Regions from separate parts of the Mus musculus genome. Here regions 1 and 2 are each linked to region 3. Evidence: chromatin loops called from intact Hi-C (ENCODE). Cell type or tissue: left cerebral cortex. All regions are shown on one strand. Each heading gives the region's core, and the rest is flanking DNA. Links, peaks and the distances in the headings are about the cores only.

Region 1 (10,521 bases), core at 1,457-9,456, 1.2 Mb after region 3:
GTGTGTGTATGTGTATGTGTGTGTGTGTGTGTGTGTGTGTGTGTGTGTTAGCTCACGGTCGCAGCCATGAGCATGACTGTGTGTGTGAGCCTCTGGGCCCCGACTTTGCCACCCCCTGCTCTCAGGAGCTCGACCAGCACTACCTTGTCATCACAAAGTTCATCTCAAGCCAGTGTGTTCAGCTTATTTCTCTTTTCAGTTTATGATGGTGTTTTCAAAGCTGACCCTCTGCTCCTCTGCATTCTGAAAGGTCACCCACTAACATAACAGTCTTTCTTGTAAAGGGCCTGTAACAAATGTTCATTTCACGTCTACTCTTTCTTAGCTCACCAACAGCCAGAGTCATTTTGCAGCCTAGAGAATTCAGCATGCATATCCCGAGAGGCCGATTTTATAGGGGTGGTAAAACTATCCTGGCTTATTCTGACCGAGTGAGTACACACACAGCTCTTCCTTTCCTCTGCATTGCAATGCATCCTGCACTAACCTGATTGTCATTATTTCCTGCTGTCAATCTCATACGGGAACAGGCGACATCACTCTACTTTGTCATGGTAAAAAGTTTATCCTGCAACTTTGCAGCTTCTTAGGTCTTCTGTGAAAGGCTGTGCTTACCCGTGTGTGCTTCTGGGCATCTCCAGGGCTCTGCATTTAGCTCCATACTTCTGAAAGCATCTGTACAGAGATAATATTAACGTTATTGCAACAGACAGGAGGAACCTCATTTCTCTCTGCTTTGACTGAAACTGTCTGTTCGTAGTAAAATTGTGCAGACATTGGCATTTTTGAGGGAGGTGTGAATGTGGTAGGACCAGTCACTGGTGGGAGAAAGAAGTAAGATACAAGACACTGCCAGATGACTAGTTTCTTTCTTTTCATTTTTTTTTTTTTTTTTTTTTTTTTTTTTTTTGGTACTCAAAATGGGCTGGTGAGCCATAATCATCAACATTATTTTTCTTGGCTGCCAAGATGGCTCAGCCAATGAAGGTACCTGCTACTAATCCCAATGCCCGCGGACTGATCCTCAAGACTGACACGGTAGAAGGAAAACTGAGTGTTTTCAAGTTGTCCTCTGACCTCCCAGGCAGCATGTGCACCTGTCGCGTGCGCGCGCGCGCGCACACACACACACACACATACACACACACAGAGATTATTGTGAAGCTAGTTTACCATGGGTTCTGATCAAGAGTTACATGGAATATTAAGGGGGATTTATTAAGAACTACTTGGATCCCCTAATATCTATTTAACCTGGGTATGTGGGGTGTTTAAAATTCTGAACTTGGCTGCTTATTATATCTAAATTTTTGGGAGATCTAAGTTGATAGCATAAAGGTAGAAAATACTGGAAAGTTGATTATATTTAGAATAAAGTTTGAGAGACTACCCCTAGTCTCAGTTTACAGATTCATAAAATACTAAAGTCTGTACTGATGGGTCACAGTTCTAAGATGATCTAAGATGATGTCGGAAAGCCACTCAGTACTGTGGAACTTGGAGTTCATGGGCAAAACAGTTTAAAAGATCCGTTGGAGTTAGAGATGCTCAGTGGCTGAGCGGTTCCTCTTGCGAAGGACCCCATCACCAGTCCAACATCTTTTCCCGTCTTGCTAGTCACCACCACTCATGAGCCACACCCACACATAGGCAGACACACCCTCACACAAATCATTTTTAAAAGTAATTAAAATCCCCTTTTAAAACGATGTCTCACAGTGGGCTGGAGACATTTGCTCCTTGCGTTTCTTCAGATCATCTGAGCTGTAACTGCCCTGGTCTTGGTTTGTCAGTTAATTGTCTTTGTATTATTTTTTCATGCTTATTGCCCAAATAACTCCACCAAGCCTCAGTCAGAGCAATAAGTAATAATGATTATGGAGAAATATGGTTAAAAAAAAAAACTAGAAATGTAAACTTTTGGTGTTTCTGCAGGCACTGGGCATTTCCATAGGAAACAGTCATTCTCTTTTCGGTGGGTAGTGCAAAGGCCATGGCTCTGCTAAAGGCCTACGTCACAGAGCTACGTCACAGAAACTCCCACTTAGTATTGCCAATAGCATCTGGTAACCCTGGGCCTCCCTAATGAAGCTGCACACACCGCCAGGCACCCCTCCCCATGCTGCTGTCTGTAATCTCCAGACTCTTTGGGGGTCACTGGTTTCTTCCTCCAGATGCCTGTTGCATGCTGTTGATCAGCAATGTTCCCCAGGTGCACAGACACGGGACAAGAAGAGTGTAGAACTGAATAAGGCTGCCTTGCTCGGCTCCTAAAAGGTCTGCATGTTTAGACACTGTTGGTAGGACAATTGCTTGAGAAAAATATTGCAAGTGTCATGACCAAACTACACCCAATTTCCTCTAACTTCTGTGCCCAGAAAAATGTGGTGACTTTTCCCTAAGATTCAGTGAAATAATAAAGAGACAGAAAATTCACTCATCTGAACACAGGGCTAATCTTGGGTCCAGATTCTCTGATTCCTCCCCCTTCCAACCCCTACCCCCATCCCTGCCCACCAAGTCATAGACTAGAGAAGGGCACATGGGAACACTTCAAAACAGAGAGAGGGAGCTGGGAACAGCCTCAGTCATGAACACACACAGGCACACAACACACACATGCACACATACACAAATACACACACATACATGCCCATAATTTTAAAAATAATTTTAAAACGTCTTCAAAGCTCAAGGAGCTTCAAGTGTGCCTCATAGGAGGTCAAGGTTGACTGTACATATACTAAAATTTCCTTCAGTATCTGTATGTATGTCATTACTCGGTCTCCCAGGGAACGAGCATGCGCTTTAGCAGAAAATAAGTATAACCAGTAGGTAAGAGTATGAGTATCTGTAACTATGCGCATTAATAAGTAGCAATGACTATGAACGTGTCAATATCAATGACAACTTTTAAAATAACCATGATGCTAAATAATCATGGACATAAAAATGTGGTAGATGATGCAAGGATTTCTGTTTGAGATGTTCCGTGCTGTCCTTGCTATCTTTGATCGTCTGTATCATATGATCTGCTTCTGTGCTGTGACACCTGAGAATAAGTGATGGAAAATGTGAGTTATTAACGTCACGGTAATCTCGCTCCATACCCCAGGAGCTGGAGCTGGAGAATACAGGTTTCCCTGTCAGCTGGGGTCCATGCGCCAGGGACAGTCACTTGGCTTCTTTAGACTTTTGATCTCCATGTTGAAGTTTTTGAGACTGATGTTTAAAAGTGTTGACAACAGACAGTATACATTTGCACAAACTCTAAGTCTCCTGTAAAGGTTGCTTGGATTAAATAAGAAATCATCTTGTTATTCCTTTGTTTTTGCCCTGACACTGGGCAGTGATTCTGGAGCCTGCCCTTGCTGAGGAAGCTCTACCACTGAGTCACTTCTCAAGTATGTAATGGCTTTAAATTTTGAGGCAAGGTCTCCCTGAGTTCCCCAGGCTGAGCTAGAACTCACTTCATGGCCCAGGCAGGCCTTGGCTTTCTGATCTTCCTTCCCCAGTCCCCAAGTGCTGGGATCACAGCAGGGCCATCATTTTGTTAAAAGCTAGGCTCTTCATCAGCACTTTCTCTGTAAGTGAGGGGTAGTACTGGAATGAGGAGCATCTCCATAGGTGGATGTTACTTTGTCACTAGCCTTCAGAAGAGTATATTCAGACCCACTTGAGTTTTGACAAAAGGCTATGAAACAAACAGCTGAAAAAAAAGAAAGAAAGAAAAAAAGACAGGAAGGAAGGAAGGAAGGGAGGGAGGGAGGGAGGGCGGGAGGGAGGGAGGGAGGGAGGGAGGGGGAGAGAGAGAGAGAGAGAGAGAGAGAGAGAGAGAGAGAGAGAGAGAGAGAGAGAGAGAAAATTAAAACTATGGACATGCCTTGTTGCTCCACCTGCGATCTTGTGTTCAGACATGGAATGCCCAGAGAACTTGAGCAACAGTAAGGAGCTTTTGGAGGCAATTGCTACTCACAGTATCGGGAGCACCCAGCTATCTTATGTGAAATTCTTTTCATCTTCCCTCCACTCTCTTGTGAAAAGCAGGAGGCTTTCTGAGAGGCACAGACATTCTCAGTCTTTGCAACAAGACAGCTTTCTTGCTGGTTGAGCTCAGGAGAGGCAGGGCAATTTTGTGTTAAACAGACTCAGAAGATGACAGGAAGGAGGTAAGTTTATAGCCGGAAATCCATATGCAAACCGTCCCTTGGAAGGTTGCTTTTTACTGTCTTGTACAAAGTTAATGGAAACCAAGGAGCTACCATTCCAGAATCTTCGTCTCCTTTAATCCTTAATGACGAAATAAAAATGGGCAGCCTGTATCCTGCAGCAGCTCCAGCCAGCAGACCTCTAGGAAACAAGGCTCCCTACAGACTTTCCCTTGATCTTAAAGCTCAACTTGAAACATTTATATGCACAGAGCACCTGGCCGGGAGATGTGAGAAGGGCCTTTTTTTCCCCTCCACCTTGGCTCTATTTCTTTCTTTAATAATAAATTCTCAGGTTTCTTTCTTCCCTTCCTGAAAATTGATTCTATTCTAAGTAGTGTTTTTTGTTCTTTCTTAATAGTTTAAGGAAAGCAAGACAAACTTGAAAACCCCCCATTAACACCCGTCAGGGGTCCTGCCTGCCCACCTGTATCATCTTTGTTTTTCCAAAGATGAAGCAGAAAAGTCAAGTCAGGGTTGATTAATTCTAATCAGGTTGAGGACTTTCTTTGTTTGAATTCAAAGGGCTCCAGGTAACCTATTGTGCAGCTTAGTGGCAAGGGCTGCGCAAATCTTCTCTTGTACCCCCTGCGTCGTGAAGAAGCAATGAGCTCACAAACTTGTTCTGACTGCTGCTCCCGCTCGCTCAAACATGCAGGTGTGCACACACTGTCACTCGCTTAAACACGCAGGTGTGCACACTGTCAGGTGTTAAACAAAGGAGGAAAGCTGGAGCTGGTCCTAAAATGTCATCGTCATCTGGGGTATGTCCTCAACGGAATTATAATGCACTTCATGCTACAATGACATTTGGTCCAACAAGAAAGTGTGTGCCGGATGCAAGACAGACACCTCACTTTTATTTTGCAACAAATATATTTAAAGGAAGAAGAACAATTTCGAAATATCACTGGGCTGTGTTCTTTCTTCCATCTTTCTGTTCTCTCCTTCTTCCCGGGCTTCACCTCATGGAAGATTTTACGAAGTCAAGCTTAAAGACTGTGGTACAAAATGATAAAGAAATCACTGATATTGGGACAGAGGAGCTAAAAGGCAAGACATGAACAAGGAAGGAGATTTCTAAAATATACAAAGCAAGTCCCTGCTCTGTAGCTATGGCAGGATACAAGGTACACATTTGGCTTTCCATATACCACCCACCACCACCCTACGCTGTGCCCCAGCAAGGCTCTCAGGTGGCCAATTTACTGCCCCCCCCCCTCTAACCCTGCCCTCTTTAGGCTCATTCTCCAAGACCAAGTGCTACTTGCATTCAGCCAACAGATGAAAGGAGGCTCTCCTTTGCCCACAGTATTTAGGATTAAGGTCTAGTTGCTCACTGCAGCATCTAGACTTTCATAGCTAGACACTCGACAGCTTTCAGGCTCTCTGGCTGTCCCAGCCTCCCTTGCACACACCCTTTGGCCAGCCCACACTTCCTTCAGCATGTAGACTCCATCCTTCTCTGTATCACTTTGTTAGTCGGCTTCTCTGCCTCTCCACTCTGGGTCACTCATACTCTTCAGGCTGATAGTGCTCCTGTGTAGGTCCAACCTATGCTTCTTAATCCTGATGCCTCCAATGCTTCAGTGGTCAGCGGGTACTTAGCAACATGCACCTCTGGGGCCCGGAGTCGGGTTTTAGAAGTGCTTTGGTCTGTTTTCCCCTGGGGCCTGACAGTGTACTATTGCTAATATATTATTATGTCACAAATAGACAACTGTAACAGTCTGAGACATAGCTCAGAAAAAGAATGCTTGGCTAGCACCTGTGATTTCCAGAGCCATAAGTAAGAATGATACTTTTAATGGAACAACAAACGGGCTGGCATCTATTAAGTGTCCCTGAGCAAGGTAAGGTCCTAAGTGTTCTGTCTTCACAGCCGTTGCCCACACTCTGCATGGGAAAGCAGGCCACGAGGCGGCTCATTATCAGTTCTTTTTCACAGATGAGGCATGCACGCACAACTTTGGTGGGTGAGTGTGCACTTGGATGCCAGCCTGGTCTTTTAAGAACTGAAAGTTTGCTGTCTGCCTAGTTAGTGGTCTATGCTACCTTCCCTGTGGCAAGTGAGTCTCCCAGCAGCATGTGTGATGAAAGAAAAATGTTCAACTCCCAGAATTCATGAGAGCTGAAAGAAAAGCAGAGAGAAAGAAAGCAGGAAAGGAAGGAAGGAAGGAAGGAAGGAAGGAAGGAAGGAAGGAAGGAAGGAAAGAGGGAGGGAGGGAGGGAGGGAGGGAGGGAGGGAGAGAGAGAGAATTGATGGGGTGGGGTGGGCATCTATAATTAAGTATTTTCCTCCTGTGTAACATTTGAGGTCAGTAGCAGCCTAGCTTGGCCTTGAAAGTCTGAGTAACAGGTTTTCCACAGCACGGCCTCTTCCTGAAGTCCCTCATTTGGAGGCAATGGCATCTGTTAAGTTCAGACACATCCCCCCCCCTCCCCCGCTCTGCAGGGCTGGCCTACACGGCAGGCTTGCCTCACTTACCTAAATCAAATCCAACAAAAATCCACACTCATTCCACAACTGTTCCCCAGGAGAAGAGAGGGGAAGAAGACGGTGAGTGGGAAGAGAAGGTGACCATCCTAACCCAAAGGACAAGAGCCTCCAGGGCATTGTCTCTGCCAGCGCCTCCCACGGTGGAGGTGGAGCCTGGAAAACCAGGCCCAACCGCGATCAGCCTTTCTGCACCCCACAGGTCTTAGCTCAGGGCTTTTGGGGTCCTTTCTGCTCCAAAGGCTCCAAGATCTTTGCCCGCTCACCTGGGGACCTATCATTTTCTTTAGAAGATAAATCACTCACATCCTGACCAAAAAAAAAAAAAAAAAAAAAAAAAAAACGGGTCGAGCAAGGCAGTTCTGTCTGCCTCCTCCCTTAGGTCTAAGTGCCAAAGAGACAAACAGCCCTGAGATGAACACACACAACACACATATGCTCACAATCACACATGAATACTCAACATTTCTCTGTCACTCACTCAGATACACACATGCTCTCTCTCTCTCTCTCTCTCTCTCTCTCTCCTAGCCACACCCACACACTCACACACAATAAGTGTGCACCCTCACACACCTTATTTTGTGCTAAAAGTGTCTGCTTGCACAGTGGTACTTCTGGACCTATTTGAGTTTATCTGCTCAAGCAACTGATCTTTCACCAACTATTACTAAATCCACCAAGTGTGTCACAACCTTGGAAACTTCTAAAAGTCTCACAGTATCCATCCTCTCTCCCCTCCTTTGCTACAGTGCAAATGCAAATCTAGAACCTAAACACAGGACCTAGTCTAGAGAAAACAGAGTTGCTCTTTGATAGCTACAGTGTAACACCTCAATAGAATCAGCCCTCTCCTCGTGTGCTCATCTGTGGAAGAGACAGGCCCTTGCCTGTGCATCTGTGGAGGGAACAGCCTTACTCCTAGTCAGGCATTTGCAGTATGGCCCAAACTCTGTAAACCAATGCATCTGATTCTATCAAGCAGGAGATGATAAAAACCTATTTGTAGGAGAGGCAATTTCACTGTCTACTAGATAGCCACAAAAGTTAGAATTCTTCAGCTTGGGTTTATACTATATTTCATGAATGAATTTTAAAATTATATCTGGAGAGCCGGGTGTGGTGGCACACGCCTTTAATCCCAGCACTTGGGAGGCAGAGGCAGGCGGATTTCTGAGTGTGAGGACAGCCTGGTCTACAAAGTGAGTTCCAGGACAGCCAGGGCTATACAGAGAAACCCTGTCTCGAAAAATAAAAAATAAAAAAAAAATTATATCTGGAGTTTCCTTTAATGAAATACTAATGATTTCAAATCATCTTATTTTCAGCTAATCACTCCATAATTATGGGATAATGGCATACTTAAAAATCATTGGGAACAGAAAATTGAACTTAGTGAGAAGCAAGTCCATACTTTAATTAAAAAAAAAATATGACAAACATATACAGAAAAGAATCTACATTTTGGTCCTAGCAAAAAATAAAGTGTGCCTCCCCCCCCCCATTTTTATAGAAAGAACAGTAATTATATTTATGAAGGGAAACTTAAGTAAGACGTCTAGAGAAAACAATCTTCCAGATTCCGACAATTCTGTGCAGAAACAAAGGTGCGTGTTGGCCACCGAGAGCAGGAGGAAGGAACAGAAAAAGTGACAAGCACTTAAACGCGGAAGACCAGAGCCTCCAGACCCAAGAACGGAGATTACCTACAAGGTAGGAAATGTCCTTACAACATGGCGGCTGGCCCGACGCTCTCAGAGCATATGCATTTATTTACCATGGCCATGCTCATCAGTAATACACAGGCTTCTCCAGTCTCCTGTGCTCTTCTCCTGCCAAGTTTTCTCCCTTAATGGCGCAGCTCCTGCTCCACGCGAGCCGGTAAGCAGACGCACCTTTGCTTTTTTAGCAATCAGGTTTTGAAAAATAAAAATAAAAATAAAAAAATGCCCATCCTCATTCCAAACTTTTGGATAGCTTGTCAAAATAAGGGACACTGGAAGCACACGGCATAACAAACTGTAAACACGGGGGAGAGAGTCCCCAGCGTTCCTTGCGTGGTTCAGTCACACTGCTCATTAAACAAGCCATTTTAATGCTCACTGTCAGGCCGATCTTCCAGGTGCCAGGATTTTCTTTTGAAGCGAGAAGGTACTCTGTGGGCCAGCTTTGCAGAAAGGTAAACATTCGAAAACCAGGACAGGGTTTGTGGTATTTAAAACTCAAGAGTCTTCTAAATTCGGAGGACCTCCCGGCACCCTTCCTGAACATCCCCTCTCCTTTTAAAGTAGTTTTAAATTTTATCTTATTTTAATTTTTCAGTTTGCACAGGCGAAAGGTGCTGCAAAACACATCTCGGGTGTCTTTTAAAAATTAAAACGGGGCTGATTGGCCGTGTCAGTGATCCGGGCTAATCAAAATCGCTGACACCTTTTCAGGAGGGAAGAGGCAAGGTTTAGCTCTCACCAGAGAGTGCTGCCTCATTGGTCCACTTTTTGATCTAAATCTGAATATGTGCCTGCAGATAATTCTCTTGCATTTTTAAAAGCTGAGAAACAAAGAATAAAATGCTGAGAAAACAAACGCTTATTTGGAGACGTCGATTCGGCACGCCTGACCCCAGACCTCTAAACGGAGCCGCAGGTCCCTCTGCTGGCCAGGCTGGGAGGGAGCGCTCCTCTGCGGAGTGGAATGGGCTCCCTCCAAACTAAACCTTCTCAAAAGATTCCGCTGGTTCTTGCCCAGTAGCCAAGGAGCATGGCTGGAATACAAAGGAGTGGGAAACATGGGCTTCAATTACAAAAAGAAAAGCAAGCAGCCGCCGCGACTCACCCTCCCCACTGTGGGTCTGACTCCAAAGCCAACAGCAACACCCTTGAAAGCATGCAGGGTTTTCTTCTCTATTTTCGCCACAGTCTTAAAGATAAGAAGTGGTTTTTATAAACTAGGCCCTAAGAACGTATTCTGGTGTTCTTTTTCCTGTTGAAGGACATGTTTCCTCAGCGTTAATGTAGCATCTCTGTGACCCATTCAAGAAAACGCCCTTCTTCGATTTGCTGTGGTGAGGCCCTGTACAGAAAACCTTGGAAAGAATGGTGTTATTTGGAAATACTCGTTTCACAATAGCTTCGTGATCTATTCTAAGAAAAGTTAGGCATTATTGGATAAAGAAACGCGTGGAGGCAACTGAATTTCAAGGCAAATCATATCGAACACAAGAGATGGGGGAGGGGCAGGGAGAGGCAAGGAAAAGTTGTCTTTCAGAAATTCCAAAACATAACCATAACTTTTTAAGTGACACCTAAATCTACCAGTCCTCATTGTCTTGTGCCACAGGAGATATAAGGCAGGCAGTGTCTTGGGGTACAAGCTCTCTCACTACCTCAATTCCACCCTGAAGGTACTTGTTTGGACATATGGAAGAAAGAATATCTCAATTTAATTTTTACAGTGACTCGAGCTATTTGGCTACTTCTAGGCATGATTCATTTTCTCCCTCTTCCATGTCTACACACACACACACACACACACACACACACACAGAGAGAGAGAGAGAGAGAGAGAGAGAGATACACACACACAGTATATGGAGATTTTAAATTGAGTTTAAGTCCCTGTAGCTTTGGTGATTCCATTGCTGGGGAAATTAAAGGCACTTGAGCCACTTCCAACCTTGTTGAAGTTCAGAAGTGCATGGAGATGCTATTAAAATCCACATTTCTGGTCCACAGCTAACTGAGACTAAATTTCTGAAAAGCCCTTGAAACATTTTATTTCTTTAACAGGGCCCTTTCACTTTGGAAATCACTGCTCCAG
Region 2 (10,521 bases), core at 1,399-9,398, 100 kb before region 3:
TATAGAAGACCTCAAAGCCCCACCTCCACAGTGACACACTTCCTCCAACAAGGCCACACCTACTTCAACAAGTAGTGCCACACACACCCCCAGGCCTGGGGGGGGGGGGCGCAATTACCTCCAAACTGTCCCAGCATTCAAGCGCCCCTTTCTCAAACTGTTCTTTGAGAATGGCCCTCAACTTGAGAGACCCACAAGCCCCACAGAGACCGGCAATCCACAGATCCTATCACCGTCCCATCATGTCACCCTCTCTCCTTGCTCATCACCACTCAGTGCTTGTGGTCACTCCTTTGTCTCTGCCCTCTAGTGCCTGACTCCCTTCCATCACACTCACTGGCAGAGTCCCAGCTTTTGGGACACTTAACTGGTCCGGCTTCAGTTAAGTGAAGCTGGCTGCCTGGGTTTGCTTTAAGTTTTGATGGCTAACCTCAGATGGGTACTCAGCAGTGTGGCCTGGCATTTCCACCATATTTCCCTACTTCCTGTGCTTTCTGACTCTGAGAAGATGACAGTCTGGAACTCGCCTCTCATCTACCCACTAGCCTCCCAGACACCCTGTCCCATTCTCTGGAAGCAGTCCTGGGTCTGTTCATAGAGAGGGGGAAGCAGGACAAGACCTCCCTGGCGCTCACACCTCTGCACCTGCTAGTCTGGTACACCTGGGCCTCCCCGCCTTCCCTCCCAGCCTTGGCTTCTTCTCCCTGCACTACTGTTCTGGCTTCTGATGTTCCACGAGTCTGTGAAGCAGAACTGCCCTTTCCTCTGCTAGGAGGGACGGGAACTGTATTAGTCAAGGGTTTCTGGAAGAACAGAATATGATAAATATATGTTATGAAAGGAATTTATTCAATTGGATTGTGTGAAGGGTGTGGGCAATCCAACCACGGTCATCAGCACTATAGGGAGTCATTAGCTGGCAGTACACAGGCTGGATGCTCCGTTAGTTCGAGCCTGTGGCTGAAGGCCTGGAGGAGTGCTGCTTTTCAGTGTACATTGGAAGGCTAAAGAAGCTAGGCTCTGATGGCACTGAGGAATGGAAGCAGGCAAAAACAAACAAGCCAAAACCTCAAAAGCATGAGTTATCCCATTTCTCTGGTTAGCTAAGATATCTACTAACAATAAAGGAAGGGTGACCAAGCATGCTAGCAGCAAGAAAGAGCACATTTGAGCATGGAACTGAGTAGTACAAGTGAATGTCAGACACTGGCCAGGGAGGGCCTCACGGCACGCTATGAGTGATGGCGCGGGTGCGGATGGGCAAAGCTGCATGGACGTCTCTGGGAAGGGCTGTCCAGGGAGGGTATGGCCATACACTCAGGTGAAGCTGTGTCCAGACTGATCTGCAAGATGGAGGTGGCCAGGATGGCACTGGGAAGAGAAGAGAGAAAGACTAGGCTGGGGTGGGAGAGAATGGCAAACAGAAGGTAGATTGTGCATGACCTCCATGTGGTAAAATGGTTATTCTGAGAGAAGTGGGAAGTCAGTTGATTTTTGTTTTGTTTTTTGTTTTTGTTTTTTTAACAAACAAAATGACTTTAATAATGAGGTTAATCACAATTTACAACTGTCTCAAAAATGCCCATTTTGAAAGAGTATCCAAAATTTTATTACCATTTAAAGAAATAATCTGCATGGAGTAAAATAAAAATTTATAATGTGCATAGTATTAGTAACTATCATTTAGGGACAGTAGTCATGCACTAAGAAAGGCCATCTGTGGTGCTATAAATTACTTTAATGAACAGTTGCATGATGCCATTGTATATCTCCCTAGGATTTTTTTGTTTATTTTTATTATATGTGTATGGTGCTTTGCTGGTATGTGTCTCCATGTCTTCACTTATATTATGCATGTTTCAACAAGGCCTTCCCTGGTGTGTCTGGCCTGGTGCCCTGGAGGACAGAAGAGGGTATTGGATGTCCTGGAACTGGAGATATGGTTATGAGCTGTCCTGTGGTTGCTGGGAGTTGAACCCAGGACCCTCTGGAAGAGCAGACAGGTCTTAACTTCTAAGGCATCCCTCCAGACCTCCCTTCAGGACTTAAACAAGAAACATGCACTGCCTTTAGATGCCTGCAATTAAAAAAAAAAACAGCACTATTTGGATAAAATTTACAATCATAGAATGTAGCTATTCAAAATGTACAATCATATGACTTTTGCTATATCCACACAGTTGTGTAACTACCTGATTTTATTATTAATCTTATTTTGGAATCCTTTAGAGACCCTCCTAGGTCTTTCAATCCTGCACCCCACACTGTAATCCCAGGTTTTCCTATTCTGTTCCATGGCTTTGTCTACTATGAGCATCTTGCATGAAGGAAGCAAGTTCATTTGGCAGAATGTCTAATACTTGGTTGTTTTGTTTTGTTTTTGAGACAGGTCTCACAGAGGCCACGGTGGTCTTGAAGTTACTATATAGCCAAGGATGCCCTTGGACTTCTGACCTTGCTCCAGCCCAGAGGGTGGGCATTAGAGGCCAGCACCATCCCACCCGGTTTATTCTGTGCTGAGGATGGGACAGAGGCTCTCATTCCACCCTGGGAGGCAGGGGAAGTGCTTCTTTCCTTTTCTATGGCTGAGTAATGTTCCCATGTATGGATATACCTCACTCTTTTCATCTACAGAGGGTCTGTACAGGGGAGGGAAATGGCCCTGAGTGGCTTTAAGCCAGGCTCACTCCAACTGTTGCCCAAGGGACCAGAGAGCAACCAACTATGTCAAATGCTGCTTTTAAGGAAAATAAGATGAGATCCAAGAATTGACCAGTAAGTGCTCAAATAGTTTAATGAAGAAAGAAATTTAATTAGCAGGAATATTCTTATGTATAATTTATAAATGGCATTTTATGGGTTTATGGGATTTGTTGCATTTCCTTTGAATAATTAAATATGTAATGCAGATATAATACTTAAATAATTAATAAGAATTTTAAGTGGAGTGCTAAGCATGTAAAGGTACAGGAATAATTGGAGAGTGTCATTAATTTGTAGTGGCCTTTGGTATTTCTTTATATTGCGGGCAATGATTTTTTTCTTTTTTTGGTTTGTGGGGCATTTACTCCTAGAATAGTTCTTCTCTAAACATAACTCAACATTATGATAAGTGTTCAAGATTCCATGCCAACTTCCAGAAACTGACCAAGAAAAAAAGTTGATTGTTTCAAGAAGGTGTTTTTGGTGTCTGAACAGATCAGTAAGATGTGAGTTCCTTTGTGTGTGTGTGTGTATTTTTGTTTTGTGGGTTTTTTTGGGGGGGTGGGTGGGAATAGGGGCAAAACTGTTATCTAAAAGATTGCACCCAAATTTACAGTACTAAAAGGGTATTTCCCAGTCCAAAGCCAGTCTGGTCTGTAGAGAGAGATCTCATTTCCAGGCAAACAAGAAAGCAAGGAAGTTCAGTTGTAAAGTTCTTGTCCAGCATGCATAAGGCCATGGGTTCGATGATTCCCAGAACCTTATAAATAAAAATATGTGCAGCCCTGTAATCCCAGCACTGAGGATGTGGAGGCTGGAGGAAGAGAAGTTCAAGGCCTTTTCCCCTTCAAAGCGTGTTCGAGGTCATCCTGGGCTACGAGACCTTTTAACAAACATACAAATGGTTTCTGTCATTTGCCGCAGGAAGGGTACATACTGGAAATAAATGTATCTACCTAGTAGTTAACAGGTCAGCCAATTTGAGGCTCATGCTACATGAAGGGCCGGTAAATCACTGAGTCAGTGATTGCAGGGCCTTTAAAAATGCGTTTTTAGGACGACTGAGTGGGCTCGATGGTCGTGTTCGAGAACTTTTCAGAAAATAACACAGGCTTTGGAATTTGACTGGCAGCTAGGCAGGGACTAGAGTCAGAGGAAGGCGCGGGCCGGTAATTTGGAGAGGATCCCTAAGCGGCAGCGGGCGCGCGCGGTGCGCGTGTGAGCGAGGGCAAGCGGCAGGCGGGTTGTGCGCCGGGTATTGGCAGGCGGGCTGTGGAGGCTGGGCGGTTCCGACTGCCTGACGCCAGCGCGACCAGATCAATCCAGGCTCGGGGAGCGAGCGGGCGCACCAAGGCGAGGCCGGGGCCGAGGCGCGGGGACGGCGGCCCGGAGCTAAGCAGAGCGCGGGGACGGCGGCCGGGAGCGGATCGGAGCACGGGACCCGGCGCCGGGTCTCGTGCGTCCCTGCGGATGGGCGCGCCGCCGAGCCGGTAAAGCCGAGCGTACCCGAGCCGACTCGAGACAGACTTGTCCTGTGCCGCGCGGGGCGCACCGGGACAGGGACCAGCTCCAGGGGGGGATCCTGGGCGGGCTCCGGGGGGCATCCCGGGCGGGCTCCGGGGGAGGATCGGGGACAGGCTCCGAGGGGATTCTGGGCGGGCTCTGGGGTCGATCTGGGACGGGCTCCGGGGAGGATCCGGGAGGACTCGGGGGACCCGCGCTGAAGGAAATCTGGGACGAGCTCCGGGACGCAGTCCCCCCCCCCCCCCATGATGGCGCCTCGCGGCCGCGAACCTGCCGCCAGACCTCCCTGCCTCCCCGCGTCTTTGTCGGGCGTGTCCAGTTCTCCGGGGACCCCCGTTCCGCATCGGGCCGCAGCCCCATTGTGTCCCCGCCCCGGCCTGCGGACCCTCGCGGGGACAGCGCTGCGCTCAGCTCGGGTCTCCCTGGATGGACGCGCGCACCCCTGTGGGTCCCCACACAGCCTGATTTGGGGATCGGGGTTAAGGAAAGTTCGTAGCGTAGTTCCCTCTGATTTATTCAAAGGTCTGGCGGCCTCGCGTCTCCCCCCCCCCCCCCCCGCCCCCTTCCGCCTACACCCCCTGCGTCGCCCAGTGTCGCCTCATTCCTTTCCCTTTACCGGATTCGATTGCCTCACTGCGCGTTCCGAGCGCCGAGAACAACTGTTCTCGTCCAGACCGTCTTTGTTAGTGTTTCTGTCGCGGGGTGGGGGCGGTGGGCGTGAGAGCGCGGGCCTGTGCAGCCGCTTTGCGGACTGCGTGCGAAGGCTGCGGGGCCAGCGTCTCCCCGAGGTGCTCGGAGGAGCCAGGAGGGACCATCACCGGCTACATCCAGACAGTATGGTAGTCGCGGCTTTTGTTTATTCGGAGGCACATGTAGTTTTTCTAAATGCACGGTACAAAGTAATCCAGCCAAGAGCTTTCCATCTGAAAATCGCCGCCTATGCCACAGCCATCTAAGAGAGCATCGTTGTAGAATGCTTGTTGTCAACCCCTGGCCTCTTCCCCCTCTCTTGGGTTCCTGGGTGACATCTGAAGTTTTCAAAGCACGGACTGAAAGGAGTTGCTTGGTTTATGTAATGCCTTCCTGTTTTTGGAGCAGATTCACAGCATGCCCTTCACAGCATCAATCTCTCTCTAAGGGCCTGTGGTGGATAATGTGCCCACACCTCAGCACAATGAGAAAACTGTTCCCTGGCCAGGTTCATTTTTCATCGTGTTTATAATTACCACTGTAAGTTGTACCGGAAGCTGATGAGCTGTGCTGGAACAATTCACAAAGAGTCAAGGCAGAGGCAGTGTCCACTGCCTGGGTGTTTTCAATTGGTGCGCCTATGTTTTGCACCAGCGTTACTGTGATGTAGGTGCCAGGCCTAAATAGACTGGACTGGCTTTTGGGTTCGCCCTCTCCATCTCTGCTTTCCTCGTTTTCAGTTAGATGATATTTCTCTGAAGGTGGAGTGCCATCTGTGGAAGTCTGCATTTCCTAGGGAACTGTAAACCAGGGTCTCTTCTGGGGGTGGGGATGCCAGAGGCTCCAGAACGATCAGGTTTCTTCAGAGGATGGGGATTTGTCCTTGATTTAGTTTTGACCCCTGCAACCATAGTAGTAATAAAATACACTCTCCCTTTTGCAATGTCCTCTAGTTCTTGGAGAGATGGTGGTTTTGACATTTTGGAGGAGTAGCTGGGTTTTGTTTTGCTTTTGGCAATTAAAAAAATGCTAAACTCTTGTTCGTTTTGGAATTTAAATTCCTTTTCTGGTAAATTCGTGTGAGCATTAAGAGGAAGTAAATCTTGGTCCCCAGTTACACACATTAGTTAAAAACTAAATTTCGGTTTTTAATCTTGATTTCCAGCTATTCTGGGCTCAAGATAAAATGCAATAATGTGGTATATTGGAAGAAGAATAAGCTCTGATGTAATTAGATGAGCATATTTAAGCTGCAGTAGCCTACATAATCAAGGCCAAGTTGTGTGTGTGTGTGTGTGTATAAAAGACCTCATTTGTGTGGTCTTACAGGGCTAATGGAGGCATCGCCGAGACTTTATAAATAATGTAGAGTTGTGTGTAATGCGGAGTCTCCAGAGAGGCAGAGAGAGCATCATTACCAGCCTTTTCAACCTGCTTGAGATCTTAAATTGATTTACAGCACTGAACTGGTGCAAAATGATCCGTCAGGATGACATGGGGTCAGCCTGTAAAAGTCTGTGATGTCAGCCTATTAGTTCAGCCATCATAATTAAACCGTATTCTAGGGCAGCTAAGCAGGACTCTGGCGTTATACTTCAGATATGGGTGCTACATGGATTTGGTTTATGATGGAGAGGGGAGATGGTGAAGAACCTCCGTGTTGTTAAAAGAGGGCCAAGTGTTCTGAACTGTGATTTCTGGGCTGAGGGTTGCTGCATCTTGTTAAAGGTGTAGCTTTTCATGTGATGCTCTGGGTTGGTAATGGGGACCTTCACAGTTGCGATCTTTGTATCAAATGATGCTTTCGTCAGTGTGAATTTAACGTGGCCTTCTGGATGCGCTGAGATACCAAAGGAAGGCATCCTTCTTTGTTTCTGCCCTGAGCTTGCACGGTGCTGGTAAGTGAGTGAGGAGGTTATTGCTTTAACAGGGTATAGGCTCCAGGCTTCCACTGAAGACATAACAGCGACTCAATCGGAAAAGAAAGACCATCGCTTTTGCTTAAGTTCTTGTAATTTAGGCACTCAGTCTATTAAGTAGAAGTAGCCTTGTCTGTGTAGCTCAGTCATTATTTAAGATACAGTGTTGCCTGCACCACCCACATTTCAAGTAGTCATAAGCCACTACCATGTTGAATGGAATGTGCCTGTGACAGTTTTTATTCTCCCAGAAAATTCTAGATTCTAGAATCTAGAGAGTTGACCTAGGACTCCTCTGCACAAATACTTTTTTTTTTTTTTTTTCAGAAAGGCAGTTTGGCAGCCAGGGCTACATAGAGAAACCCTGTCTCAAAACCAGCCAACTAAACAACAACAACTTCAGTTTGGAATGCTGCTTGAAGACAATGGTTAAAATGAAGTTGGCTTTCAATAGACCCTATTTGCCCTTTGTGACCGTGATTTGGAGCACTAGGTAGATGGAAATTATTGTAGTTTTTTCTCTCTTTCTGAGTTTTTACTGTGTGCCAGGCATTGTTTATGGTGGTTATAACTTATTTAAGCCCTGGAACTTCCAGAAGAGTGGTGTTCCCATCTTATAGGTAAGGAAACTGAGGCAGAGTGACTGTGTGTTGCTTCAGGCCACACAGCTGGCAAGTTCTTAGGATTTACAGTCTAAGTAGGAATGTGAATCAAGCCACCTGATAGCCCTGAGCCTCAGTCCTAACTCTGTTTTATTATTTATTTTCTGTTTTGTTTGTTTGCTTTGTAGACTATTTTTCTCTTAAACTTTCTCATGCACCAGAAATTTTTCTGTGACCTGAGTATATGAAGTCTATGAAATAGGTCTACAAACCAAATACTTACTGATAATTAGTTACAAAGAAATATCCATTATTAAAGGCCAGCAGGATGGTCCAGCATGTCAGTAAGGCTGATGGACTGCGTTTGATTCCAGAACCCACATGGTAGAAGGAGAGAACAGACTTCCACAAGTTGCCTCTAACCTCCTTAAACAAATTGAAGATAAAAACATTTAAAATTTATTTAAAGGTAAGTCTTTAGTATACATAATATATACACATACACATACCACTTACTAAAAAGGAAAATAAATGTGCTAATTAATCAGACGGACATTCTGTTTGTTTATTTTACATTAAAATTGGCTGGGCACACAGGACGCAGGGAATCTTCAGATTTTCAGAATAGATGATACTTTGACTTCATAACTGTCAGTGCGGAGACTTGTCAACCTAAATATGTCCTGTCAAATGACAGAAGCGTGTTTAGGGCTGTTTTAAAAATTATTGGGAATTCTAGCCTCATCCCAAGTCAAACTCATTGAACATTTTATAAAACTGAAGCCCAGCATCTCGACCGTCGATTTGTAGGAGCGAACATTCTACCACAGTCCAGGCCAAGGATACTAGTGTCTGCTGTGGGAGGTGTAGGGGAGCGCTACGAAGCTTCCTTTCCTATAATCACACTGTTACTTAAAAAAATAAAGTTAAAAAAAAAAAAAAGCCCCAACATTTGTCTGTGTCTGTGAAGAGGGAAGGCGCCCGACACATGAAGGTTAAGGAAAACCCACTGTCGCTTCTCTCCCTCCCTGCCTGGGTCCGGGGATCAAGCTCGGGTTATTTGGCGTGGCAGTAGGCACCTTCACCAACCTTCTTCTGTACCAAGGCACTGCAGTTCTGTAAGAGTTAAACATTTGGTGTCTATGGTAAAACTACAGCCATATAGATACAGAGATAGTAGTTTTTTCTCTATAATTCATAACATAGGCTAGTCTCAGATCGGAGCTGACGTGTTGCCCTTAGTTACTGTGTGGTATAAGGACGTGCGTGGACAGTGCAAAGCGTGCATGCTGCATGTTCCAGCCCAGTTGTATGGTGGAGCAGGGGTGCCAGGAACACCATGGACTCGTTGTCTGTCTGTCTGTCTTCCTTTCCTACCTGGAGACCCTCAGGTTGTCTGTCTGTCTGTCTGTCTGTCTGTCTTCCTTTCCTACCTGGAGACCCTCACGTTCACTAGCTGGAGTCCTTCGGTTTGGAAGGCTTTGCTTTGTCGGTATGGACATGTCTGCCTGCTTGTACTTTCAGGCCTTGAGACAAATGGATTCCTTGCCATCCTGTTTTTGGAGGGTGCTTTCTCCCATCACCCCCCTATTTAAGCAGCACATGATTTGAAGACAAGTTTGCCAGGAAAGCAGCGCGTTTACAAGTCCGGGCAGTTGTATCTCTGCTTTTCTGATTAATTCCCTCCACTTGCCCTTTGTGTTGCTGCGATCAGTCCCAAGCTGACAGACGCTGCTGCTGAAGAAAGTTACAGTCACCTGGTTTATCTGTTTATCAGAACGCCTCTGCTTCCCCTAACGAAGCAGCTGGAGATAAGAGCGGTTCTCGAAAATTCCTTGGAGACTTTTTTTTTAAGAATGGGTGTCAACTTTTGTAGAAAGTCTCACAGTTCAGTTGCTCTTAACTCTTTTGGAGGAAGGATTAGAGCTGTTTAAGAATCTGATGGAAGCATGGTTCAGTACCTACCTACCTGGCTTCTACATCCTGTATACTCCTGTCTTCCTATCCAGAGATGTGGCTATGCACTAGTGAGTTTGTGCATAAGGCTCTGTGCTTTCAGGCGAAGTACACGGTTTGATTTTGAGACTGTCTTGCCAAAAGCTGCAGAGACTAAAGATGCTTACTCTTAAATACTGCTTTCAAGAGTGTCTAATCCAACTGGTTCCTACCGAGTTGGCCAGTCTGAGGCCAAGAGAGGTTACCTGGCTTGTGTAATGTCTCCCCTCTAACTGATGGAAACAGAAAGCCAGATCTGGATCCTCTGCGTATTGTGGGCCCATTTATTTTATTTTATCTATTTATTCTTTCTGTTCCATTCAGTGTTTCTGAGGCACTGAGCTGAGCACATCCTGGATCTTTTGGGGAGGGGAAGAAAGAATAATTTCTTTTGGCATAATTTTGTTGTTTTTATACTTAACATTGTTTGAGCAAAGTAGCAATTAAATCTGACAAACATAGAGAAATGTTTGCTTTCTACAGCTTAAAATTGATTTTTTTCTCATTCTAGAAATCGAAAAGAAAACCCCCATGTCTGATTTAATCAATGGGATCTTATTAGAAATGGGTGATCTGAGGCTGTACAAAGTTCAGATTGAGTCAGACAGTTGTGACATACTGAACAGTGCATGAAAGTCTTCTTTCGACTCTCTAGACCACTGTATTCCGTACTAAAAGCTGAAGTTTGGGGTCTGTCGGGAAGGAGCTAGGTGGGTAGTAGGAGATAGTTGGAAACGTATGGGAAGAGAAAGGGTAATTTAACTATAAAAGGGTGGAGAAAATATAAGTCAAAATGATGTTGAGATTGGTGAAGTGTCTTGGTGTTCTCCGTGGTACCAAAATCACGGGCTATGTTTAGCAACATAGAGCATCTCTTCTGAAGTCTATTCTTTTCAGTCGGTATTCCTTCTTTTGCCATTATCAGGTAGTAGACATCTTCAGTCTAATTTGACTGTCAGTGTTCTGAGTTGTATAGTAAAAACACATGAGGTATTTTCAGCAATTACTTAACTGTGCAATGGCCTCCTTTAAGTTTGAGAAGAAATGAAACCAGGAAGCAGGATACTCTCCTGCAGCTACTTCAGATC
Region 3 (10,521 bases), core at 1,021-9,020:
GTCACAAATCTATTTACATGGGATCTGCACCCTCTTCTGACTTCTGAAGGCTCTACACACACACACACACACACACACACACACACTTTTAAAAGTGAAGTTTGAACAGTAATCTTGCTAAATAAAGCATGATTGACAGTCCAAAAAAAAAAGCACCGAGAGGCAGAACGTCAAACCTTTTCAAGAGTCACGTTCAAAGTACTTTTTAATATTAAAAATTATTTATAGTCCCAAATCTTTTTAAAAATCGATTAAGCCAAAGCTTGTACCTTCATAAACCCTTGGAAGAGATACAGTTAGCACAAAAGCTAGATGCTGCAATTTTTTCTTAATAATGAATTTCAAGTATTTTGTTGGAATAATAGGATGAGAGACATAGCTGGCCCAGGAAATCCTAGGGCCTTCCCTCCTTGAAACCTTGCCTGTCTATAAACAGAATGAGTCATCTTGTCAACCAGAAGCTTAGTTTGCAAAAGGTAGCTTCCTCAGAGTCAGCATTCTGCAAAGAATTTTTGTTACACCATCAGGTGCGTGTAATTTATATTTTGTCTACTTATTAAATTCATCAAAACAGATTTTCTGTTTTGTCAACTAAAGCCATCAGGGGGAAAGGATGCAAGGAAGAATTTTGTGACTTTTAAATATGCTGTAATTCTACTTCTGGTATAATATTTAGAGGGAAAACAGCCAGCTTCGGGTGTTTCTAGACTACTCCTGGCCCAGGGCAGAACCAGGTTAGTGCAATTGTTTGGAAACTGGAACTAAAAACCCCACACTCATTTCCCGTGTGCGTCCCCTGGCGGAGGAGAACAGACCTGGGTGTCAGTCTGGACTTCTGAGGCCAACAATCTGGAATGTGCTCATCACTGTGTTTGTTAAATGTTTTCATTTAAGCATTTGTGTAGTTTCAGGATATAGCTCCTATCTTTCATTAAAAGCATTTTAAAGTATTTTTGCTACTGTTTAAAATTTTCATATTAAAATCGCTGCTTGCTAGCATGTTGAAATACTTTTATATACTGTTCAAACTTCACCTATGACCTAGCATTAATTCCAGCAGAATTATGAGACTGTACAAACAGGGACAACCTTAACTCTCTTCTAATTTTTGTCTCTGGAAGACTTGTGAGACCCTGGAACAAAGCCCAACAGCAGTTGTGTAAGGAGATGGCCTCATTTCATTCAGGCCTAGGACAGATTTATCAATAAGTATGCTGGTGGCCCCTGGTCATTCACAGACAGCAGTAATAAAGCCCCCCCCCCTACCGTTTTAGTTGTTTTCATGATGGGTTAGAAATCCAGAGTGGGTTCATTATTGCTGGGGTGTCTGTCTTTCTGTCTCTGACTGGACTTCAGCTGGCCTAGGCAGGCTTTGAGTCTGTGACCCTACCTTAGCCTCCAGAGAAGCTTGAATTACAGGCCTGTGCCATCAGGCGCTTGATTTATTTATGTTGGGTGAAAGTTACATTCTGGAATAAACCCCATTTGACGGTTGTATTTTTTTCTTATTTTGCTGTGACAATCTGCTGGTATTTTGTACAAGGATTCTCCATCTGCATCTCCAATGCTACTTGCTGATGACTGCTTCTGACACCTCAGGTTTTATAAGATTATGCTGTCATTACTCCCTCATTCTCCCAGTTTATGTATAACTAACATCACATGGTCTTTATATATTTACATATTTCATCAGCGAAACCATCTTGAGTCTAGAGGGTTTTTGTAAAATATTTTTAAATTATTAACTCAAAATTTCTATTTCCTCTTCAGAGAGTTTTGGTTTAGAATGAATTTATTCATTTATTGTGATCTGACTTTATTGGTCTAAATTAATTTGTACTATTCTTCTTTGACAGTTTTAACTAGCAATTGTCAACCTTAGGATGAGTAATCTTGGAGGTCAGCGAAGCTGAGGGACATGTCTGTGTGCATGGCAGGATGCTTACCCGCCTCCCTGGCTTTAACAGCTCCATTAGTAACAATACCTCTGACTGTGACAACCAAATATGGCCCAGGCACTGCCATCATGCCCTGGCCCTGGGTCCACCAAAGCTTCCTGTCTTATGCCTGTAGAGAAGTGATCAGTTCCCCCAGATATGGTGAGTTTCTCTCTTTATCCTTATTCCTCTAGGAACTTCCCCAGGATTTTCCAATGCACAAAAGTTAGGCTAGACACTAACTTGTCCCATGCCCCACAGTTTGCTGGCCCTGTCTTAGATGCTTTAACCTTTTCCTTCGACTTTTTCAATAAAGGCTTAAAATACATGTTTGTCTATAAGAATACTTGAGCTACACTGCATGTATTCCTAGCTAATGCTGATGGATATTAATGTATTGATGGTTATGGACAGTGTGTTCAACTACGGCAACACCAGGGGAATGTACGTTAACACACATGTCAATCTTATAAGCTTAGACAGCAAGCACAATGACATTAGTCTTAGAAAAACTGCTGACAGACATTAGAAAATAAGTCACAGACCAACATGACTCATAAATACAGCAAAAGTTCCACATAAAATGCCTTAACACAGTTAGTTGAAAGGAAAAGATAAAATGAGAAAGAATATGAACAATAAAATTTAGCTATGTAATTTAAGTATGCTTCCCCCACCAGGCAACATGCTGATACACTGCCAGGTGGGCGGCTTCCAGATTCTCTCTGCTCTTCTCCCTAAGGAAGGTCAGCACCACATTAACCAGGCTGGGGACCAGGGTGAAGTCAGTGCCCTGTGCTAAGCACTCATCTGCTGCCACCTGCTGGGAGGCAGAGCTGGGCTTCCAGCATCCTTAAAAGGTTTCACAAGGATAACCTTGGATGTACATTGTTGCCTATTCCATAGAAATGACCAGAAAAAAACGCCTTTGGGCCTGAAAGAAATGAACGATTTTAGGGTAAATTAGCTGCAGAGAAGATGTGACCTGAATACAAAACGGAGATGCATTCTTTCCCTTCCACAGAAACTAGATGGCATATTTGCACTTCCCATGAAGTGGTTTACAATGCAGTTTCTTAAAATGCTGCACTTCAAAAGTACTGATCAAGTGTCTACTTAAAGGTAACTAATGGTAACTAGCCATTTGATGTGGGCTAATGGAGAGATGAAGTGGGTAAGACAAATATACAGATACGTAGGAAAACAGTCAATTCAAAGAATATAGCAATGGTTGTTGGAGGCAGAGTAATGACCCTTAAGGCCATCACATTCTTATTTGAACGGAGGAGAGGTGTAGCCCTGACTTTGAGTGGAGACTGCTGGGGTGGATTTGAGGCTGTTTGGGACTGTTGCTTCCCCACTCTGGCTTCTCTTTTTTATAGGAGATAGTTTTAACCATCTTATAATTCTGTCTCTTATTCCAATGACTATTTTTGTACTTTGGGAGCAGAGAATTTATTTTCTAGTCACTTAGGTCCAGATGGGAAATAATTTTGCCCTGGATAGAAACCCAGAGTCTCACCCTTATTGAATTTAGAAATTTTACATGATTTAATCTTTTTAGACTTAGATGTTGTAATGCTTTGAAACTATGCAGTTCCTCTGGGAACAAGGACTGAATGAATTTTGCATAAGAACATTATGACTCTTTGGGGGCCAGAGGTGTGGTAGGGAAAGCTTCCCCCAATACAGATTTCCACACTTTCATCACCAGAGCCTGTGAATATATTTTCTTACAAAACGCAAAGGAACGTGGGAGCTATGATTAAGGACCTTGCTATGGTGAGATTATCCTAAGTGGGCCCAATTTTGTTACACCAATCCTAAAAACTAAAGACCTCTTTACTGATGCTACTGCCTTTGAAAGGAGAGGAAAGGGGCTACAGACCAAGGCACCTCAGGGGCTTCTAGAAGCTAGAAAGAACAAACTAACACTCTTCTCTCTGAGATTCTAGAAAGGAATGAAGTCCTCTGACAAGCTGACTTCAGCACAGGGGGTTAGTTGCACCCTGACCTACAGAAAACAGTACATTTCTGTTCTTTTAAATTGCTAAGTTTGTACCAACTTTTATGGCAGTAATAGAAAACAAATAGATGACTGTACTTACTCTGTTCATGCATTACAATAAGAGATTCCCATGTAATTCCCTTGAAGGAAACAAAGGCATATCTGATTAGTATCCATATTCTGACCCTCTGTTGCCTAGCTGATGTGATTTCCAATTCTCTGAGGCTTATAGCACCTGCTCTGGCTCCCTGTTCTTTAAACACATTAAAGATGGAAATAGGTTATATGCAAATATGATGCCATGCTGTAAAGGGACTGAGCATGCCAGCCTCAGGCGTTCCAGGAGCCTGAACAGTATCTGGCAGCTACTCAAATTTGTTGAAATGAAAATTTAAAAAGTCACAACTGACAGATTACAAAGACTCACAAGTCTTATACATACCATGGCAAACAGCGCTGAGCAGTAACCAAAAGATTATATGCATTACGTAAGTTGGTTGGTGAATTCCCAAGCCTTAATATATGGACTTAAATATGATATTTGTAATAACGAGGTCATTTCCAAACCCTTCCCAGTGCTCTTAGACATGGTGCAGCATTTGTTAAGGTCAGATTGTAAGAAAACTACTGTATCATGAATTTTGTATTTCTTCTTTGTAAATGTTTTAATAATTGCTAGGTACAAAGTTTCACTGGTTTTTAATTTTCAAAAATATTTTTATGTATCTACAAGTAGGAATGTGCTCTACATGTGTGCCTGGTGTTCTCAGAGGCCAGAGGAGGGCAGTGATTTCTTTGGAACTGGATGGCTGTGAACCTCCCTGTGGGCACTGGGAACCCAATCTGGCTCCTTTGAAGAGCAGCCAATATGTTCTTACGTTAATGTTAATCTCTGAGCCATAGCTCCAGTCCCAACAACTTTGCTTTTAAACATTTAAAACTTACGGTGGACGAGTTAAAGGAGCACTTACCGCTGCTGTTTAAGCTGCCTGTTTTTAACGTACTATCGTACCTTTCTCTGTCTCCACACACTTTCCTTCTGGACTGCCTGAAATTTGTAGGTCTCATGACTTCAGTAATTTTTTTTTTTTTAAATTAGCTACAGTGTGGCGCGGTGGGGCCCACCTTTAACCCCAGCATTTGTGAGGCAGAGCCAGGTAGTATGTAAACCAGCATGGTTTTAGGGAGTTCCAGGTCGGCCAGAGAGACCTTATCTCAAAAACACAAATAAAAAAATTAATTACCATTCAGCCCCAGTGCAAGGTAGAACCAGGTCAGGTGCTTTCAAGGGAGAGCCTGCCCACGCCTGGCGAACCTCCCCGGGCACTGCTGAGGTGGTGAGCACAGGCCTCTGGATGTGGGGCATAAGAAATATTACTACGAGTGCATCGGTTTTAAAGAAAGTGTGGGCCCCTGAGCCACTCAGAACTGCCATTGTTCGGCCGTGCATTTCGACTGGGGCTGGAGCGGCTACTCCAACAGGTGGCAACGTGCTCTGCAAAGTTTGCCTACGTCGTCCTCAGTGACCCGTCTCACGTTTCCAGGCGCGGAAGGAGTGGGCCTGGGCACCGCGGCCGCTGAGGGTTGGGCCGGGCCAGCCGAAGCCAGGACGCATTCCAGGTGGGGAACGCTGAGCCCAGAGCGGCCCTCACCACCCACTTCCCGCCCAAGCACACCCCGCCACCCGCGCCTGCGCCCGCCGCGGGACAGCCTTCGCTAAGCGACTGCGCCTGCGCGGGGCGTCGCGTTACGCCTGCGTGCCGCCGGCGGCGGAAGGAGCGAGCAGGGCGGGAGCAGTGGGCGGAAGGGGCGGTGCTCTGCTGCGCGGCCTCGCGAGGGTGAGTGTGGGGCCCGGTGCGCGCGGAGGCCAGGAGTCGGGGCCGCGGTGCGTCCTCCGCCCGGGGTCAGCCCCGCTGTCGGGGGCGCCCCCTGGAGGCTCGCGGGGGGCAGCCGAGGAGGATGTGGCTGAGTCGGGGGCGGGGTGGATGTGGTGGGGCCTGCAGGAAGGACTGGAAGGGACTGAGCGCTTTTTCCTTACATAAGAAAGGCGTCGCAGTCGCTGCTGTCAGGTTCTCGTGGGCCGGTTTGTGAGCTCGTCTCGGGCAGCGCGGAAGGAGCCAGGCCCGGAGGCTGTTCAGTGCTAAGGAGCTCCGCCTGCGGAAGGGAGCAGCAGACCCCTCAGAGGGGAAGGAATACAGATTTGCAGGTTATAAAGCAGGGTTCACTGGGAGTCACAAAGCGGTGTCTGGGTTGCCAAACACCGTCGCGACCGCGCCGGTAGCGTTCCACAGAAGACATGCCAACTTCAGATATGTTTCTCATTTGAAAAATGAAGGAGAGCCTAAGAAAAGGGTTTCTTACTGTCGCCTTTCTTAACAGTTCCCTTGCATATATTTTGGAGAACAAAGAAACTATAAAAAGTGGCTAAGCTAGTAGAAAACCAATTTCCAGGAGAAACAAAACGTTTGGAGGGTTATCTACAATGTCTCGAAAGTTCTTTGACGAAGTAAATATATTCAAGGAAATAGTATTTTTATTAGGATGGTTCTTTTAAGGCTTTGTTTCCTATTAGAGACTATAAACATGGAAAGTTATATAATCATGAGGAACGTAAATGGTGATTACAAAATGTGAGGGTGTCATAAGAATATATTTGGAATGGATGGAGCAAGTGAATGGTTGGAATTTGCCCCAGCTGATTGATGTCATGTGGGAAAAGTAGACATTTAGTCTTGCTGTATGTAAGAAAGGTGTTGAACATTGCTTTAAAATCAGTGCTTTAAAATCATTCATTGCCACGGGTCTTCTACAGAGATCTGAGTTTTCTGGAATAAGGAACAAGTATCTATATTTTTATGTGATCCTCCCGTTGGTTTTAATGTGATTGGTGTTGGGTTGAGTTAACAAGCACCCTCTGTGAGCCGGGTATCACCTAAGTTAGTATTCAGAATAATTTGATTTAGAGAAGAAAGATTTCCCCAAAGCCAGGATCATCAGGAGAGGATTTAAGAGAAGAGTGGATTTAAGCAGAGGAGAAATGTTGTAGAAGAGGAAAGATGAGACCAGTTAAATCTGGAATGTGGGAAATTGGGAAAGTAAGTACTAGGTTTGGAAGACCAAGTCTCCTTAGAGGAAGGAGGTCTGAAAGGAGAGTATGAGAAAATTGTGCAGCAGAAACAGACTATTGGACTTGGTTCTAGGGCATCAGTGTCACACAGAAGGCTTAAGAATGCTTGCAGTGGGGGCCCACTCCCCTAGTCAGAATGCCTGGAGTGGGGCCTGAGCGTTCCCTCTCACAGGTACTCCTGGTCTGGTTTGGGAGATCACTGTGCTAGGACGCGGAGGAATTTGAACAGAAGAAGCTAGATTCATGTTCCAAGATGGATCTTACTGAGCAGTCCAAGGGCACTGGAGAAAGAGTGGAGAAGGGCAGTGTTTCTCATTCTTGATCAGCACGAACTTGGCACCAGGTCCTGCCCGAGTGCACAGCCATTATTCACACTTGCTATTCCCCTGGCCTGCTTATATTTGCACAAGAAGAGCCTGAGACCATAAGAGGGCTCAGTTACCAGTGCTAGTCTCACTAATGCTGCAGATTTCCAGAGCAATGAATAACAACATTTAATGGTGAGAGGGTCCCAGCACAAATTGACCTCAGAGTAGAAATTTGGACATGTGACTCTTTCTGGAAATAGTGAAAGATAAAGTAGACAGGAACCTCAGAGAAGCCCTCCCGAGGCAGTGAGTGTGTTCTGTGTTACCCTCACTTATCAGCGACCACCTTAACCACTCTGTAAAACCATTTTAAAACTTGAAAGGGAGAGGTGAAGCTTTGAGCAGGGGTGGAGATGATAAGCAGGCTAGTGGTATCTGACAACATAGTTTCCAAATCAAAATCAGTTACACACCGGGTGATTGTGTGGCCTGTGTGTATTGTACTATATCATAGACACTGATTGGGTTTAAAATGCCTTTTCTTGTCATGGTAATTACTGACATTAAGAATATTCACTTGCTCAGTTCCAAGACAAATATCCCAAGTCAGGCCCTGCTGCTGAGCAAACTCCCAATGCAGAAAAGTGGGTATGGATCAGACTTTTAAAGGAAAAACACACATTTACAAGTGTTCTGCTTTCAAAATATCAATTAGCAGTCAGTGTAATGGAGTTATGGACTAACGTAAAATTATTACATATATTCTTTGATTCTGCGAACGAGCTATAGATACAGAGCACCCATGGTTTATAGTAGACTGCCATCTTAAAAGTTACCACTGTACATTGTGATGAGGGTTGTCAGGCTGGGGGAGTAATCACACTATGGTTCCTGGAGGATGAAGAGGGTTTTGTGAGATAATGAGAAAGAGCATGTCCCACATGGAAAGACTATGGTGACAGCCACTCTGGGAAAGAGCGTAGCTGCCTCTGGAGTCTGTACACACAGAATGGAGACAGCAGGAAAGCAAAGGTTGAGGAGGAGGGGGTGTCAAGAATTCATGGAGGAATATAAGGTATTTATGTCATCACTGCTTGCCTGGATTGTAAACTTGATGCCACCAGGAGTCATTTCTGACCCATATGCCAGTACATTCCAAGGTCTAGCCCAGGGCCCTGCATATGGTAGCTTCTGCATAAGTATTTATTGACTGTGCCATTGCACAGTCATAGAAGAAAACATTTTTATTTTTAAGGTAAGGCAGGGGGAGCCTTGAAGGTAGGTTTGAAGGAGAGTATATGAGCATGAGATGCCTGATAGCGTGGAGGATGAGTAGAGAATGTGTGAGAGGTGGCGTTGGTAGACTGTGGGCTTCCAGACTTCACAGTGTACTCATTGCAGGCTGCGGTAGAAAACCAGAAGAAACAGTGCTCGGGAGGATTATCTATAAAAGGGATACATGTTATCGAGTGACATTTGTGTTTCATGCATTCGTGCATGTGTATTGTAAATATATGTCTTATAGCATACACAGCTTGAAACCTACAACATTAGAGAGATGTGGATAATGGAGAAGAAAGAATAAGTCACTTTTGTGAAAAGTAGATGTGAACTTAAAATGTTATTATCTGTGTAACTCTCTCAGGGGCAGTATGATTAAGTTTTGTTCCTGTAACAAAGCAAAGGTTTATTTTGGTTCAGTTTTGGAGACTGATTCATGGCCAACTGCCCCTGTTGGCCCTGTGGTAGCACAGTGATTGTGGTGGAAGTGTGTGGCAGAGGAGCTACCTGCCTCATGGAGCCAGGAATGAAGGAAAGAAGGGGCTGGGACTCTAATATCCCTGTTACGAGATCCCCATGGCACAGCTTCTGAGAGGTTCCACTTCCTTAAGGCTCTACTGCTCCTAAGAGCACCAAGGGCTTAGCACCAAGACTCTCGCACATGGACCTTTAGTACTTTTAAGATCCAAAACATAACAAGAAGCATTGACAGCTTATTTCAGTATTTATGTCTACTTAGTATTTTTCACTGTATATTAAAACTCTGGCACCCTGGTTTATTAGGTATGACAGTACTTTGTAGTAGGCAACTAAACGTTGTAAATACCACAGAATTCTGCGTTTTAAAAGTGCTTAGTCTACAGATTGTAGGATGAAGCTTTCTGTCAAAACTCATGACAACTGAACAGTTTGGTATGGTTAATGGCTACATTCTTTGGCTTCTGCCCTTCAGGCAAAGGTGCTTAGTTACAAGAGCAAGCGAGAAGCCCTTCTTCCTACTTAGACCATTTTGTCAGTATAATGGACAGAATCTGCTAGAATGTCAATAAAATTACAAACTTATTTTTCTGTCCTGCCTGTGACATGTATATTAAAGATAAAAAGTTGTTCATTAGGCTAAGTTATATTTGCATTTAAGAAATGTAGTATCCCCTTTAAATCAGTTTAATTAAATAATGGGGCTATGTGGATTTATTGGGTGTGACTTTTCTGTGAAATGAAGAACATTTTAAAATGCTTAAAATTTAGTCTGTTCTGTACCTAACTCATTATTGGGAAATCATGTTGACTTTCTAAATTTGACAAAAGTAAAAAACAAATTGTAAACAATGAACATCCAGATGTAACAATGATAGATCCAAATGTGAAGGCTGTGTAACTTTCTCTTGAGGTCTTAGCGTACAGATCTGTGTTTATAAAATCCCACCACTAGTTGTGAGGCCTTGAGCCTCCACCTCACAGTGCTGAGCTTCTTCACTGTACAGCGGGGCTCCTTTGTTGTAGGATTATTGTAGGATTAGTTAGGAAAGTACACGTAGAACCTCATCATACTGCACATGAAGTGAAGCAGAGCTGTTGCTGTCTGCCGTTCACATAGTCCCAAGAGATGGGGCGCACAGGGTGGGCTGAGGGGAGATCAGCCTTAAACAGCCTGGAAGGTGTCAGAAGAATCTGGATAATTTTGTTAGTTTACTGGGGGCAGGTAAAATGATGCCGTTAGTTATTTCTTAGTTCTTGTTTCTCACTTCAAGGACTTTTAAGCCCTGTCTGGGTATGAAAGAACTGCCTCCAGAGCAAACTGATCAGATAGTTAGCACAGGGTTGTCTAAGAACGCCTGCTATTAATTGTTGTGATAGTAC

Evidence for each region. Peaks named below come from ENCODE experiments on the same cell type or tissue, not always from the same donor. Only the 100,000 strongest peaks of a DNase experiment are listed, where the experiment ranks them.
Region 1: a loop joins it to region 3, with 7 times the contacts of the local background. A loop is called at or near these places in 4 of 42 quality-filtered maps.
Region 2: a loop joins it to region 3, with 5 times the contacts of the local background. A loop is called at or near these places in 14 of 42 quality-filtered maps.

Annotation. Positions count from the first base shown.
Region 1 is chr8:78,062,602-78,073,122 of GRCm38, reverse strand. Gm6360 (a long non-coding RNA gene) reads right to left here and starts at 675. Exons shown (of 2, transcript XR_878949.2): 1 at 616-675. In left cerebral cortex, for the core only: a CTCF peak has its summit at 9,358 (motif pointing left); a DNase peak (open chromatin) is centred at 9,426; H3K4me3 peaks cover 866 bases.
Region 2 is chr8:79,392,925-79,403,445 of GRCm38, reverse strand. Smad1 (SMAD family member 1) reads left to right here and starts at 4,018. Exons shown (of 7, transcript NM_008539.4): 1 at 4,018-4,193. Gm51578 (a long non-coding RNA gene) reads left to right here. Exons shown (of 3, transcript XR_003947567.1): 3 at 2,390-2,736. In left cerebral cortex, for the core only: no CTCF peak of the experiment used is centred there; DNase peaks (open chromatin) are centred at 3,934, 4,869, 5,289 and 5,539; H3K4me3 peaks cover 2,287 bases; H3K27ac peaks cover 2,743 bases.
Region 3 is chr8:79,290,176-79,300,696 of GRCm38, reverse strand. It overlaps Mmaa (methylmalonic aciduria (cobalamin deficiency) type A), which reads left to right and starts at 5,736. Exons shown (of 7, transcript NM_133823.5): 1 at 5,736-5,783. Gm4890 (predicted gene 4890) reads right to left here and starts at 5,619. Exons shown (of 2, transcript NR_045823.1): 1 at 5,190-5,619. In left cerebral cortex, for the core only: CTCF peaks have their summits at 2,773 (motif pointing left) and 5,870 (motif pointing left); DNase peaks (open chromatin) are centred at 2,740, 5,820 and 7,342; H3K4me3 peaks cover 2,183 bases; H3K27ac peaks cover 1,819 bases.